3 separate regions of the Homo sapiens genome follow, and all the other regions are linked to region 3. The links are chromatin contacts, found by Hi-C or POLR2A ChIA-PET in ENCODE. All regions are on one chromosome and are shown on one strand. The core of a region is the stretch at or near the end of the contact, and the rest is flanking DNA. Distances in the headings are between cores, read along the strand shown.

What was found. Hi-C counts contacts between places; a loop is a spot of excess contacts on that map. ChIA-PET counts read pairs that join two places held with the same protein, here RNA polymerase II (POLR2A). Pooled maps may share reads with other maps.
Region 1: a pooled map shows a loop between it and region 3 (3-fold over the local background). The contact joins two enhancer-like sites. A Hi-C loop is called at or near these places in 1 of 168 maps with a recorded cell type or tissue (PC-3) and 5 of 50 pooled maps. POLR2A ChIA-PET finds 5 or more read pairs at or near these places in 5 of 52 experiments (AG04449, Caco-2, K562 and 2 more).
Region 2: a loop to region 3 is called in a map of endothelial cell of umbilical vein, with 4 times the contacts of the local background. The contact joins two enhancer-like sites. A Hi-C loop is called at or near these places in 4 of 168 maps with a recorded cell type or tissue (PC-3, aorta, endothelial cell of umbilical vein and 1 more) and 3 of 50 pooled maps. POLR2A ChIA-PET finds 5 or more read pairs at or near these places in 3 of 52 experiments (BJ, HCT116 and naive thymus-derived CD4-positive, alpha-beta T cell).

Annotation. Positions count from the first base shown.
Region 1 is chr10:28,215,555-28,220,645 of GRCh38, forward strand. The region is part of intron 2 of MPP7 (MAGUK p55 scaffold protein 7); the gene reads right to left. Among named protein-coding and RNA genes, the nearest start is that of MIR8086, 71 kb to the right of the region's middle. Within about 2 kb of position 2,422, at least 2 of the 41 ENCODE cell types and tissues checked have a DNase peak (open chromatin) inside an H3K27ac peak, as active enhancers do.
Region 2 is chr10:28,134,773-28,139,525 of GRCh38, forward strand. All of the region lies in intron 5 of MPP7 (MAGUK p55 scaffold protein 7), which reads right to left. Among named protein-coding and RNA genes, the nearest start is that of SNORD130, 64 kb to the left of the region's middle. Within about 2 kb of position 3,404, at least 2 of the 41 ENCODE cell types and tissues checked have a DNase peak (open chromatin) inside an H3K27ac peak, as active enhancers do; they include HCT116 and endothelial cell of umbilical vein, where a contact is called at or near this core.
Region 3 is chr10:28,176,696-28,181,387 of GRCh38, forward strand. The region is part of intron 3 of MPP7 (MAGUK p55 scaffold protein 7); the gene reads right to left. Among named protein-coding and RNA genes, the nearest start is that of SNORD130, 110 kb to the left of the region's middle. Within about 2 kb of position 1,701, at least 6 of the 41 ENCODE cell types and tissues checked have a DNase peak (open chromatin) inside an H3K27ac peak, as active enhancers do; they include HCT116 and endothelial cell of umbilical vein, where a contact is called at or near this core.

The DNA.
Region 1 (5,091 bases), core at 1,172-3,671, 40 kb after region 3:
CAGACATTAACTTGGAGGTGCTGAAGTGAGGAACAGAAAGAGAACCGCACTTACAAAGGCCCTGGGGTAGCATGCTTAGACTCTAGGCTCATGCTTAGACTCTAGAGCCATGCGACATAATTACAAATCCCAGCTCTGCAACTGGGCATATTGGTAAACATCTCTGTGTATCCATTGTTTATTGTGTAAAACAGGTATAGTCATGCTAACCTTACAGAATTGTTATAAGGGTTAAATGAGTTATTTGTAAAGCTTACAATGATGCCTTGCTTTGCTGAACAACTTATGTAAGCATCTTTTAAATAAAAATAATTCCAAATTAAATGCTAAAACTTATTAAGTATGTCCAAGCATTAAGGAGGCAGATGACAAAATGTAAGTTTATCCTGCTGGATGCATTAAGGGGAAAAGAAAGCTTTCACAATAGGCAATAAAGACAGGCAACAACAGACCCCATGTATTGGGTAGAGTGAACTGAGAGATGAGAACTTAAAAATGTGATCACACCTGCCGCACCCTCCCCCAATTGACCTTTGGCCAGGCACAGTGACTCACACCCAGTAAACCCAACACCCAACACTGGGAGGCTGAGGCAGGAGGATTGCTTAAATCCAGGAGTATGGGACCAGCCTGAGCAACATAGCAAGACCCCGTTTCTAAAAAAAAAAAGGAGGATTGCCTGAGCCCAGGATTTGAGGCTGCAGTGAGTCAAGGTGGTGCCACTGCACTCCAGGCTGGGCGACACAGTGACACCTTGTCTCAAAAAATTAAAATTTAAAAACAACTTTCAATATAAAGATAATGCAACATATATTTGCAAGAGACAACTATAATTTTGGTGATATCAATAGTATGTATCTATTAACAATATACTGACAATATTGGCTGATGTAAACTGTACACCAGTGCACATTCTATATCAAAATCCAAACTGAGACTCCAGGGAACCAATCATTTGTCATTAACACTAACCACACTGAAATAGTTGCAGAGTCATTTTAGACAATGTTTCAAGTGATACAGAAAAATAATATTAATCCCTTTATTGAGGTAATTAGAAATAATTTGCACTTTCCTCCAGACTACCAGTGTTAGACATAATAAACACACACACTGGAGATGACCAGCTATGGCATACAGATGTGGGCTTATTGAAACAATTATTACTCAGAACAGACCTGCTGACAACAAATGTGCATTCAAATTATTCGATCTGTCTGGATCTCTGGGTCCCTAACTCTTGAAGTGACAGCACAAAACAGTTCATTAGATATAGGGTCAATGTTGTTAGTATTAAGCATTGTTATCCTCATTTTTTTTTTTGGCAGAACGAAAACTTGGAAAATCCTGGTTACATTCAGAGATGGTGGCAAAAAGAGTCAGCAATATAATTCATCTAGAAGTATTTTTAATACTCAAAGTCTTGATTTTGAGCCTTTTAACATTAATTCTCCCAGCAATTTTTCTAAAATTTCTGGATGTAATTAAGATATTCAGAAAAAAAATGTAGAGAACTCATGCTTGCAGGTTCCTGTTTATAGTTTCAGTGCTTTAAAGTTTTTAATACACTTTTATCTTCCATTTCAAAGGCTATATTAATTATATAGGAAAAAGCTGACAGAATTTGCAACTCAACAAGGCTATCCTTTAGACAAGGATATAACATACTCAGAAGTCAGAAAAACTGAATTAGTCTGGGCCCAGTGGCTCATGCCTGTAATCCCAGAACTTTGGGAGGCCAAGGCAGGTGGATTGCTTGAGCCCAGGATCTTCAGACCAGCCTGGGCAACATGGTGAAACCCTATCTCTACTAAAAACACAAATATTAGCTGGGTGTACTGGTGTGTCTGTAATCCCAGCTACTCAGGAGGCTGAGGCACGAGAATCGCTTGAACCCGGGAGGCAGAGGTTGCAGTGAGCCGAGATCGCACCACTGCACTCCAGCCAGGGTGACAGAGTGAGACTCTGTCTCAAAAAAAAAAAAAAAGAAAAGAAAAGAAAAGAAAAGAAAAACTGCATCAGGGAAGAACTTTTAACAAAAAAAGTCACAAAAAAAGGCTTTACCATTTGCTAGGAACCATTTCACAAAACCCACCTTTATTATAGAAATTATCTTCTGAATTACTAAGATGAGGCAGGGGAAGGGAAAAGGAAGTAGTAAGAAAAAAGAAGCCAGGAAACATATTTTCTTCCTAAAAAGATGAGAATAAAGTCCTCATGCTTTGTAAAAGGGAAAATTACCAGGGTTGTCATGTTTGTCAAACAATAGAGAACCGTCTTTTCATCAGGAAAACTATAAAGCAAGCATACACCAGCTGGACTACATCAAAAGCAATCAAAGCAAGGCAAAAAATAAAACCTCCAACTTACCCAAATGCTTGTGGTTCAGAACGCCTAAAGAGAATTAGGCAAAGTATGTGAGCTCTGATTTACTAACACATATTGGGTTGATGATTCATAGCTCCTCATGGAGACTTTACGCCTAAATGAAAATAACGATGTGTAATGCAACTGAAAGTTACTGAGGAGCCTGATCAAAGTGATGAGTAGATAACAGTTGAAAGTAGCAGTGATAGCTAACTTCAGATCAGTAGGGAGGAGGCCAAAAGAGGCCGGTGGAGAATTGGCTATGGTTCAACTGAGGCAGTGTGATAAATAAAATCGGACGCTGGAAAGGAGTCGGGGGTAGGGCAGCGGTGGTAGAGAGGTGGTTGGGGGAGAACTAGAATACAGAGCAAAGGGATTTAGTCGTAGAGGAATTAATCTTCAGATTAAAGGATCAATATGACACTAAAACCATTTATGCACTTGGCAAGCTGTGATCCTGCACACTTGAGCAGCAAAATCGTGTGTGGAAGAAAGAAATGCAGCTTTATCAGCTCCATGTTTAGTCTCAGCAACAACAGGTGAGACAGACAGGTAAAAGATTGGCTAACTAATGTTAAACGGAGGCAGAAATATCTCCCTTAAAGTAAATAACTGACTTTCAAACATATGTTAGTCACAGGCCACGAAGACACTATAAGACCTAATAGGAGGCTTTCTAATCAAACCATCCAGGCCATATTCTAGGCAATGATACCTACTGCCATGCGATCACAGTCTCCAAACACAAGGAACCAAAAAAAGAAAATCAAGATTCAGGAAAGCCTAATTCAAAGTAAAAAATTACTAAATAAAATAGAAGTTTCTGTTGTCCAAAACAAAATTTAAAAACACCAGAATTTTTTTTAAAAAATAAAACAAACATGTAACTTACACCAACAGATACTTATTTTAAATACCCAGCACGACCTAGGGCCGATTAGAATCTCAATTCCTCATTTCAGAAATGTTTGAAACAAAACTAGAGAAACTAGAGAATTTCACACTTTCCTTCCCTCCACCTCCACAGCACTTTTTCAAGAAATACATCTATGCCACAATCAAGGCACAAGTATCTAGATCTATTGATCTAACTATATATCATAGATATTCTGAAAATACAAGGAAAATGATGACAAAGTACGGAGCATAGATCCACCTATACAAACTATAAAGAGAATTTCGTTTAGAACAACTTATTTCCTATTGCTTTCTCACAGAATTTGAACAAATATAACTTATTGCTTTTAAACCTAAAAACATAAATTCAATGCTAAAATGTGACACTAAATTTCAAAACAATGACATATCTAAAATGGGAAAAAATTTAAAAAATACAGAAGCACAAGAAGGAAAGACATTTTTCCAATTCCAGAAAACTGCTTCTGTAAAAATATAATATTCTGTACAAGACAGTAGTGGTTCCTAAGAGAATAAATGGCTCAGAATTTGATGAAAGTGTTCCCGCAGCGAACAATTCACTCTGCTTGCAGATTCCAGATGCTCAACATTCCTGACATCAGAACGGAAAAATTTACTGTTAGTCTAGAGAAATTTAATATCACCATTCTTGTCATATCCCTCATAGCTTCATTATTAGTACAAGTCTGGGGAAGCCATAAACCTATGTTAAATGATAAAAAAAGATGTTCTCTGGGTTCAATCATACTCATATAAGCAACCAAAATATCTAGAAGTCATATGGAAAAAGACTTGAGGGAAAAACAAATATGTATTTACGTGTTTTTTGTCTTAGTTCTCACATTTGCATTCTGTGCAGTATGGTCAGGCATCGGACCAAAACGTTTTACTATAACCTAGGGCTAATAAACACTAAAGAACATATATCGACGCCCAGAACAACACTATAAAATTTTATTATATTAATAAAATAGGATACACCAAGCTTTAAATTTTCCACTTTGTCAAAGGTAAAATAATCAGCACTGTTCGGTGCCATTCATAACAGGCTGCAATTTTTCCCATTTAAAGTATGTTTTATTTCCAAAACTACCTATAGTACACTAAAATACTAACACAACCCTGAGAGAGGCAATCTCTTTCTCACACTTTCCCTCAACTGCAAATAACTTATTAAAGCATTGGGCCAGCTGAGTTTGTAAATATGTAAAACAATCTAAATAATTATAGTATTGCAGCTTGCTTGATAACACTTTATACAATTATCTTAAAGTCCATAAATTCAGGGTGAGTTAACAGGGGAACATGCATACAACTTTACCTAACTTTCATTTGTACATGCCATCTCTAAGCTTTAAATAGGTTCCAATTTGTAATTAACTGTCAATAGTCTGTAGCTCTGCACAAAGTATTCTCTACTACCAAAATAAATACGATGGTAGTTTGATTTTTAGCAGTATTCACCCAAAAAATAAAGCCATAGAAAAATGAAAATTACTTCTAAAGCTCATAAATTATGGCCTATAACCATCCTTTCCAAAAATCGATTACATTTACGTTACATTAAAACAATTACAGGCTTTCCTACTTGAAGTAATTGGCTATAAAAGCTAAAATGCAGTATTGGCTTTATGATATTCATAGTAAGATAGGACTTATCTCAAGCATAACATGTAGTTTGACCAAACTGGACAGTAAATCTGGATTTTACATTACATTGCAAGGTAGCAATTCAAATCTTACCTCTCATCACATTACTGTAGCCAGCATTCATTGTATTAAGTGGTAAGCAATCAACAGATCAGT
Region 2 (4,753 bases), core at 2,154-4,653, 40 kb before region 3:
CCTAAAAGTACTCAGAGCAAAAAAAGATAGATCATGAGAAAGGAAAGAAGAAAACTGATTGACAGCTGATTAACAGCAGCAGTAGACACCAGAAGACAGTTCAAATACCTTCAAAGTGCTTAGAAAAAATAATAGCCAGTCCAGAATTGTGTACCCAGCAAAAGTATCTTTCAAGAATAAAGATGAGGACCAAGATGAGGTTAACAGGAATCCACCTGAAAAAACTAGAAACTAAAAATAAATAAAAATAAAGGATAATGAAACCATAGTTTTCAAAGATGCTGGGTATCAAGCAACAAAGGACAGAGATCACTGAGAGACAGGAAACAATGTGAGCCTATGACTGCCCCAGCATTGCAGCCTAGAGTTTCCAGGCTGTGATGGGGAAAAAGAAACACAGGCAAAACTCAGTCGTCTCCTTGAGTTGGGAAAACAGAGCTGGGAATCCAGAGACGTCAACTGACTAGATTCTCAGGTAAGCCTATAGAAGAGGAAAGGGTGGCAGATACAGAATTTGGGAGATCTGTAGGAGGTCTCCCTTGAGTCCTGAGCAAAGTCCTTAGCCATGGCATGCATATAAGAAAACTACCAGAAAGAATTAGAGCAGTGGCTCTTAACTGAGGGCAATTGTACTCCCTTGGAGCCATTGGCAATATCTGGAGACAATTTTTGATTGTCTTAATTTAAAGGATGTTACTGCCATCTACTGTATTGAGGCCAGGGATGCTCCTAAACATTTGGTCATATACAGGGCAGTCCCCTAAACTCCAGAAATAATTATCCAGCCCATAAATGTCAATAATTCTAAGGTTGAGAAACTGCATTACAAGGAATAATCCCTGAAGTTTGCATAGGGCAGAAATAGTTCTTGTTCTCATCAGTTAGCAGGAAAATCCTCATAATTCATAGGCACTGAGAAGAGTTATGGGATGGGTATTGTCTCAATAGTGGAAAAAATAAGCCCAAGATTTAATGCTATGATCTCACCTAAAAAAAAGCTAAAAATAAGCCTCTGAAAGATCAAAATGTTTCCAAGTAATTTAACTGTATAACAAAATAAAGCTCAAGAATACTATCTATAGCAGGGGTCTTCAACCCCAGGCCACAGACCAGTACCCGCTTATGACCTGTTAGGAACCAGGCCACACAGTAGGAGGTGAGTAGTAGAGACTGAGCAAAGCTTCATCTATATTTATAGCTGTCCCCCATTGCTTGCATTACCACCTGAGCTCTGCCTCCTGTCAGATCAGCAGCAGCATTAGATTCTCATAGGAGCGTGAACCCTATTGTGAACTGAGTATGCGAGGATCTAGGTTGCATGCTTCTTATGAGAATCTAATGCTTGATGATCTGTCGCCGTCTCCCATCACCACTACATGGGATCATCTAGTTGCAGGAAAATAAGCTCAAGGTTCCCACTGATCCTACATTATGGTGATTATGTAATAATAATAGAAATAAAGTACACAACAAATGTAATACACTTGAATCACACTGAAATCACTCCCCAAACCCCCATCTGTGGAAAAACTTGTCTTCCATGAAGCCGATCACTGGTGCCAAAATGGTTGGAGAAGGTTGATCCAAAGAAACACAAAAATACCCAGCATCCAACAAGATAAAACTCACAGTAACTGGTAGTTAATCAAGATAAAACTCACAATGACTCAAAATTACTAGGTATGCAAAGAAAGCAGAAAATACTGCTCATAATGAAGAAAAAAATGAAACAATGAAACCAAATACTGAAATTACACAGATGATAAACTGGATAAAACCAAACCCTAAAATTACACAGATAGCAGACAAGAAAATTAAAAGTTATTATTTAACTGTATTTCAAATGCTCTAAAAAGTTAAAGGAAACACTGAACATGAGAAATAGAATATATAAAAATTACTCAAATCAAACTTCTAGATATGGAAAGTATGAAATAAGAAAAAAGTACACTGAATGAGATTAATATAGATACTGCAGAAGGAAAAGTAATACTGTAGAATAAGCAACATGAGCTGTCCACAATGAAACACAGGGAGAAAATATACTGAGAAATTATGAATAGGACTGAATAGGACTTAGTGATCTGGGCAACTACTTTAAATGGCCTAATATACATGTTAACTGGCATCTCCAAAGAAAGGGGGCAGTTGCTGGAAACTATTTAAAGAAATATGGCAGAAAATAGTCCAAATATGATGAAAAAAGTATAAACCCACATGTTCAAGAAGCTCAATGTACCCAAGCACAAAGAAAACATAAAACACCACCAAAATGCTTAAAACCAGGAAGAAAATATTGAAATCATCCAAAAGATTTAAAAAACACATTATATATAAAACAATAAGGATTAAAAACGACAGCACACTTCTCATCAGAAACAATGTGGGCCACAAAACAATGGAGCAACATCTTTAAAATACTCAAAGAAAAATACTGTTAACTTAGAATTCTATACCCAGCAAAAATATCTTTTAGAAATGAAGGGGTATTGAAAAGTTTTGAAAAATATACACAAGCTGAAAGAATTCACTGCCAGCAGACTTGCATTGCAAGAAATGTTACAGGAAGTCTTTCAGACAGGAGGAAAATGTTGGCAGATGGAAATGTGGGTCCATACAGAGGAATAAAGAACACTGGGAATATCTACTATCTGTGTATCTATGGCATATCTTGCACATAGTAAAACAGAGATAGCTGAATAAAATGTTTTTAAATGAAGCAATTATGATAATTGACAGGCAATATTAAGAACATCAGCTAAATATTTTTTCTACTTAGCTTTGTTCCATGTCTGCATTCCAAAATAATTTCATAGGCATTAAGTTTGTAATTTTTAATAACTTTGTTTTACAAATATTGTTGGATAGCAACATTTTTAATTTTGGACAACTAAAATTTTGCATTCCATTATCCTGTTTTAACTGAGGTGATTTTATTCTTTAATATACAGACTTGCCTTTAAAAAGGCAATACTTAAATGGAAATTGTGTTTCCATATGCCAGAGCCACCAATCACAACTGATGGGTTTACCTGTTGCTCAGAAGAATCTGCAGGAAATTGAACACTAGGCCTTGTAACTCATCAGACTCACAAGCACTCACTGCACTGGAACCCCTGGAGTCAACTTTATGTTCTAAGTATCTGTCAGGTTCACAGAATTAAGTGTCTAGCTTATAAGGATGAGCAACATTGATTTATCCCTCCAGAAGGAGCTTAACTTTTTCCTTCAGCTTGCTTTAATGAAGCTTCATTCATCTTGCATGCTCAGGCAGTGAGTAATTTCTCTTAAGTGAATGTTTGGAAGCTAAAAATTACAACAAATCTTCTTATTTTATTGCCTTTTAAAAAATCTACCAAATTTTCCATGACTGCCTAAATTATAATGCCATATTCTAGAGATGATGTCACTTCACTGTTTTATCAAAAGTGAGCCCCCGGAATGATGACTCATACAGTTTAATTTGCCTTTAATGTGGCAATTTGATGGTTAGAAGTGGTTTTGATTTATTAATGACTATCTCTGCTTCCCCTAGAAACAAAGTCTCTATATAGAACAATATCCCTCCATCAATGCCCCTAAATGCCACCAACATTATTGATTTTGCCTATTTCATCACTGCAGGAAGTATTCACATTCAATTAATCTAGTTAGGCCTTTGGCTACTTACTTTTACATTTTCAGACATCTATTGTTTCTTTTATACTGCATTTATTTTCCTGAACTGGATTTTGTAGACATTATTGACTAATAAGAATAATCTATTTTTCAATATGGCAATTGACTGATCAATTCATTCTGGGTATAATCTTTCAATTTTTGACAGTTCTCCAGTGACACTATTGTTACAGAATGACAAGTCATTTCCTAACTATCAAAGACTTGAGGGCAACAGGTTATACAAGAAAAGTGTTGGCATTCTTCTGAACACAGCAAGAGATTCCTAAAGAGTAAAATGAACAAAATCACAATCTTATACTATTATGAATTAAAGACTATGAAAGAAAAGTTTGAATGTCATATAAATGTACAGAATTATCTTATATGTAGAGACAAAGAAGGCTATAATGGAATAAAAATTCCACCAAACATTTAATAATTTACATTGAATTCCGTTTACTGGGAATCCCAATGTTGCAATCACAGTGCTATGTGCTAGAAACAAAGATAAGAAGACCATCCTGTGTATCATGAAGTGTGGCAGACTGCCACTGTTACTGCCTGAGACCCTCATTACAGCAGTTACCACTGTTACTGCCTGAGACCCTCATTATGAGACTGAATGAAGGGACGAACATAGAAATGATAACAAAAAACAAAAGAAACTATTTTAAGGAAAGGGCCAGGGGAAGAAGAGAGCTCCCCGCTTCTAGTGAGCAAAGGCAGCCCCTGAGCTCCTACCACCCTTTGTATTTATTGGGTAGAAAGAGCATGGAGGAGGTAATGATTGGTCAGCTGCTTAACTGATCACAGGTTCACATCATTGCTAACAGGCTTCAATTATGCCTAATCACCAGAAACACTTGAGCTTGGGGCATGAATGCCCTCAGCATTCCTTCTGGGCAGCGGACATAGTTGTCAGCTTGCCCACATCCTGCATTTATGAGAAGTTTGCTGTTTACTCATATAACCTCCAGTGGTATACTGAGCTGATCATGACCCTCACACTTTCGGCCTCCAACAAATAAGAAAGATATACTTTTGTTCTTTATTAGGTACAGAACACAGAAAATCCCTGAAACACACATACATA
Region 3 (4,692 bases), core at 451-2,950:
AACTGCACTCCAGCCTGAGCAACAGAGCAAGACTCTGTCTAAAAAAAAAGAAACCATCATTCTGAGCAAACTTTCGCAAGGATAGAAAACCAAACACCACATGTTCTCACTCATAGGTGGGAATTGAACAATGAGAACACTTGGACACAGGACGGGGAACATCACACAGCGGAGCCTGTCGTGGGGTGGGGGGGTGGGGGAGGGATAGCATTAGGAGATATATCTAATGTAAATGATGAGTTAATGGGTGCAGCACACCAACATGGCACATGTATACATACGTAACAAACCTGCACATTGTGCACATGTACCCTAGAACTTAAAGTATAATTTAAAAAAAAAAAAGAAAGAAAAGAAAAAAACAAGAATAATTGCAGTGGACTAAAACTCATCAAATATACAAAAATCTTTGTATTCATACCGATAGTAAAAAGAGTTCTGGCCGGGCGCAGTGGCTCACGCCTGTAATCCCAGCACTTTGGGAGGCCAAGCAGGCAGATCATGAGGTCATGAGTTCGAGACCAGCCTGGCCAACATAGTGAAACCCCAACTCTACTAAAAATGCAAAAAAAAAAAAAAAAAAAAAAAATTAGCCAGGCATGGTGGCGCGGCTGAGGCAGGAGAATCACTTGAAACAAGGAGGCAGAGGTTGTGGTGAGCCAAGATCACGCCACTGCACTCCAGCCTGGGCAACGCAGTGAGACTCCATTTCAAAAAAAAAAAAAAGAGTTCTTACTGATTCACTTTTGGAGGGTGCAAGGGCACCAAAACAACATTGTGAAAATTCGTAGATTAATTGTTCCTATATAAGCTGTATTTCAAAATAACCTAAGAATTGATAAGGAAAAATTGTTCTGTACAATGATAAGAAAATGATTAAATAAACCATAGCATAAGCGGTTGATGGATTACAATAATGCCACTAAAAATTATGATTACAAAGTTTAGTGATTAAAGATACGGATCTCTTCTCTATCCTAAGTTGCACTAAGATGATTTTTCAAATTAAAAATAACAGAAATGAGACAGAAGACTAGAGAGTTCAAAAATTTTTAGAAAAAGGAAGCCACCGCATAGAACCAGACAAAGTGGGGAATTGTTTAAAAGAGACAATTTGACCCAGGGAACACTGTCATGCTGGCGGATCAGGGATGCCAGGCATGCAGGTGCTGAAACCCTAAATACTGTGAGGGGCTCCTTTCCCTTGGCTGATCCAGAATGTCAAGCAGCCAGCCACCTAAGGCCCAGGCAGCAGATTCCAGGTCTCTCTGATGAAAAAACTGAAGAGCCATGGAGAAAAATGGCTCTTTATTCTGGGATTTGCAATCTCTCCTCCTGTAACCAACAGTAGCTGATTTTTCATCCTTTCCCTCTGAAGCAGAGTTTTTAAGTTCTGGCACTACTGACATTTTAGGCTGAATAGTTCTTTGTTGTGAGGGGCTTTCCTGTCTATCGCAGGATGTTCAGCAGCATCCCTGAGCTGTTCTCCTAGATGCCAGCAGTACCCCCTCCTCAAGTCATCACCATCAAAGATGCCTCCAGATGTTGCCAAATGACCAGGAAAGGCGAGAAGGAATCCAACTCAGTCGAAAACCACTGTTCTACAGAGATTCCACCTGTCACCAGGCCCTGCTCCAACACATAGATCTTCCAATCAGCTCTTTTAACAACTCACTATTAAACACAGGCAGACAACCAAGAATAAGCAGACATTTGAGGAAAGCCCCCACAGGATAAACACCAAGCAGGCAAAACAGGAAAAAAAAAGTCCCAGAGTAAAGAAAAATTGTGAACAAAATGAGGAGAATTGAAAATGAAACCGAAACCATTCTACTGAATACTCATCAACAAGCAGAGTAGCATGATAGTAAAAATGTAGAACTTGAGTCAGACCACCTGGGTTCAAGACCAGCTCTACCACCTAACTGGCTGTGTAATCAAAGTGGTACCTCATTCTTCTAATCTTTACAATGGGGTAAAGATTAATATCTATCTAAAGGGTTGCTGGAAGAGAGAAACAAGGTACTTAGAACTTTGAAAAGTTCATGGAACACAGAATCAACAAAAAGGGGGCTTTTGTTTTGTTTAATTATCCTCAGAAAGATTCTATAGTGTATCCATGGAATGAGACTAAGATGTTACAAAAAAGAAACAGAGACATTCTTCTCAAATGTACTGGAATTAAAATAGCAGCAGCGAATTTTTAAGATTTTAAAGAGAAATGTAGTAAAAGTTGAAGAAATCTCTTTAAAAGCAAAGGTAAAATCCAGAAAGGCCAATATTCACCTAAAAGAACTTCTAGAAAGATGGAAGAGGAGAAGAGCTGAGGGAAGGAAATTATCAAGAAATTAAAGCTGAAGAACAGATGTCTCCAGGACTGAAAAGGTCCATTGGATCCAACCATTACAACGACTGGGGTGCAGATAAAGAACTCCTTGCAACCCCACACTAACCTCATCACTGTGAAATTTCTCCTCCAACACACTCACACTGGTTAATTCTTCAGCAACTTTCAGATCTTATTTAACTAGATCAGTGATCAGTTCTTCAATAAAACTTCCCAGAATCTTGGAAAATACCCCCTTCTCTGCCCCTTATACACTCAAAGCACCAAAAACCTGTCCCTATCTCAGTAATAATTACACACTTACTCAAGTGATTACTTGAGTGTTGATTCCAAGAGTCATATGGTTTAAGACCACCGTGTCTGTTTTTCACCATTGCATCCCCATCATCTAACACAATCTATAATAACTATTTAAATACATTTTATATAAATGAGCCATATAATAAAATTACTGATTTCTTGGAAATATCATACATTAATAATAATAAATACCTCTACTACAGAGTTTCACAACTCATTACATGAAATAAAAAAATTTCACAAGTTTTTCGTACTGCTTTGGCCTGAATTTGCTTCTTTTATCTTTAACCCATCAGTGACAGAACTAAATTCTTTAAGCTAGGTCTCAGATGTCCCGAAGGAATGAGCACCACCTAGTGGAGGCACATAATATTAAAAAGTGGCTTGAAACACTACCTAAATTTACTAGGCACACAATAGTGGCTAGCCAAATATTTATTCAAATTAAAAGACAAAGATACATGCCAACTTTGTCAAGTAATGAAAATCAAATTTTTACCATCTGTATAATTTATAACATTCCAATTTAAACAAATGAAATTCACAAATAAAATGTATTTTTAAAGTTGGCAGTTAACATCCTTTCATTTAGCTTTTAACTGAACACAGAAATGAAAACAATGAGGAAGAAAGCAATTCTAGATGCTATGCTTCCAAAGTGAGAAAGAAAATAAAGGTACAATTAAAACACTAATTGCATATGAAAATACACCATTTGATACACTCAAGCCTTTCAAAAAAAATAGGAAAGTTTTTTATCAGAAGGGAGGGGGTGTATTATACTTTGATATTGATAGCCCTCGCTTGCTAAGCAAAAATAATTGTGAAATGTAGTAATGAAACAGGGGACTCTAAGAACAATGTAGATACATTTGTCTTCTAGTTTTATTAGTGATGAAAGGAAACACAAATCAAAAGTATCCAGGATAGCACACTCCTGGGTTAATATATTAATATTAAACTGGAATAATCAAGTAAAACAGGGACATCTTACAAGACATATCACCCTTTCTCAAGCCTTGCCACAGTGGTTGCAGAGGGGAGATGCATGTCTATCAAAGAAGAAAATGTAAAAATTACCAAGTTTTGACAAGAAAATGAATATGAACTTTCTACAGCGCAACTGTTAGATCAATAGCAACTACCTAAAAGTAATTAGCCTCATGCAATGTTAATAACTATTTATTTTAATTTCTACATCACTAAGCCATATTTGAAAAATATATTTGAAATGTAATATAGTGAAAATACTTGTTAAAATTAAGTTATAAATAATATTGTGGTAATAAGCAATGCCTAAACCTTAGCAGCATATAACAACGAAAGTTTATATTCCCCCAGACACTCTCTGTCTACTGCATTTCCTCTGTGAACTCTGCTCCACAAGCCCACGTGCTCAGACCCAGGTGGGGAGAACTCCCACCACCTGGAACATCAGCAGTCAGCAATGGGGGCTGGAGGGTAGGAAGAAGAGACAGAGTGCACTGACTGCTAAAGGCTTCTGCCCAGCGGTGACACACTTCACTCCCACTCACATTCTATTGACTAAACAAGTCATGTGGCCATAACTAACATCAAGAGGTGGAGAAGTGCAATCTTACATGTACCTGTAAACAGCACTACTGCAGGATATACGGATGGATGGATGGATGAATGGATGGACCCATGGGTGGGTAGATAAATATAAAATAATTTTTTGATTCAGAATGGATCACCTGCAACTAATTTTACATATACAGAAGCTTATTAATTTTACTTTTAGGTTCTTTATAATAAATTAGATTTACATTAATGTCTTATAGAATTATAATAAAGTATTTTAAATAACATTTTGAAACATTTAAAAATACTCAATTTTAAAATGTTAAAGATTTAAAGTATTTTACGTGAAAATGGAAAGAATGATAAAACCAATCTAATTCAGTAATTTCCTTTGATAGTCTATTATTGTTAAACCGTGATCATCATAGAACATTCCTAATTCCTATTTTATTGACATGCAGAAATATCAACAATAAACTTCATTTTAAACCAGGTGGATAAAA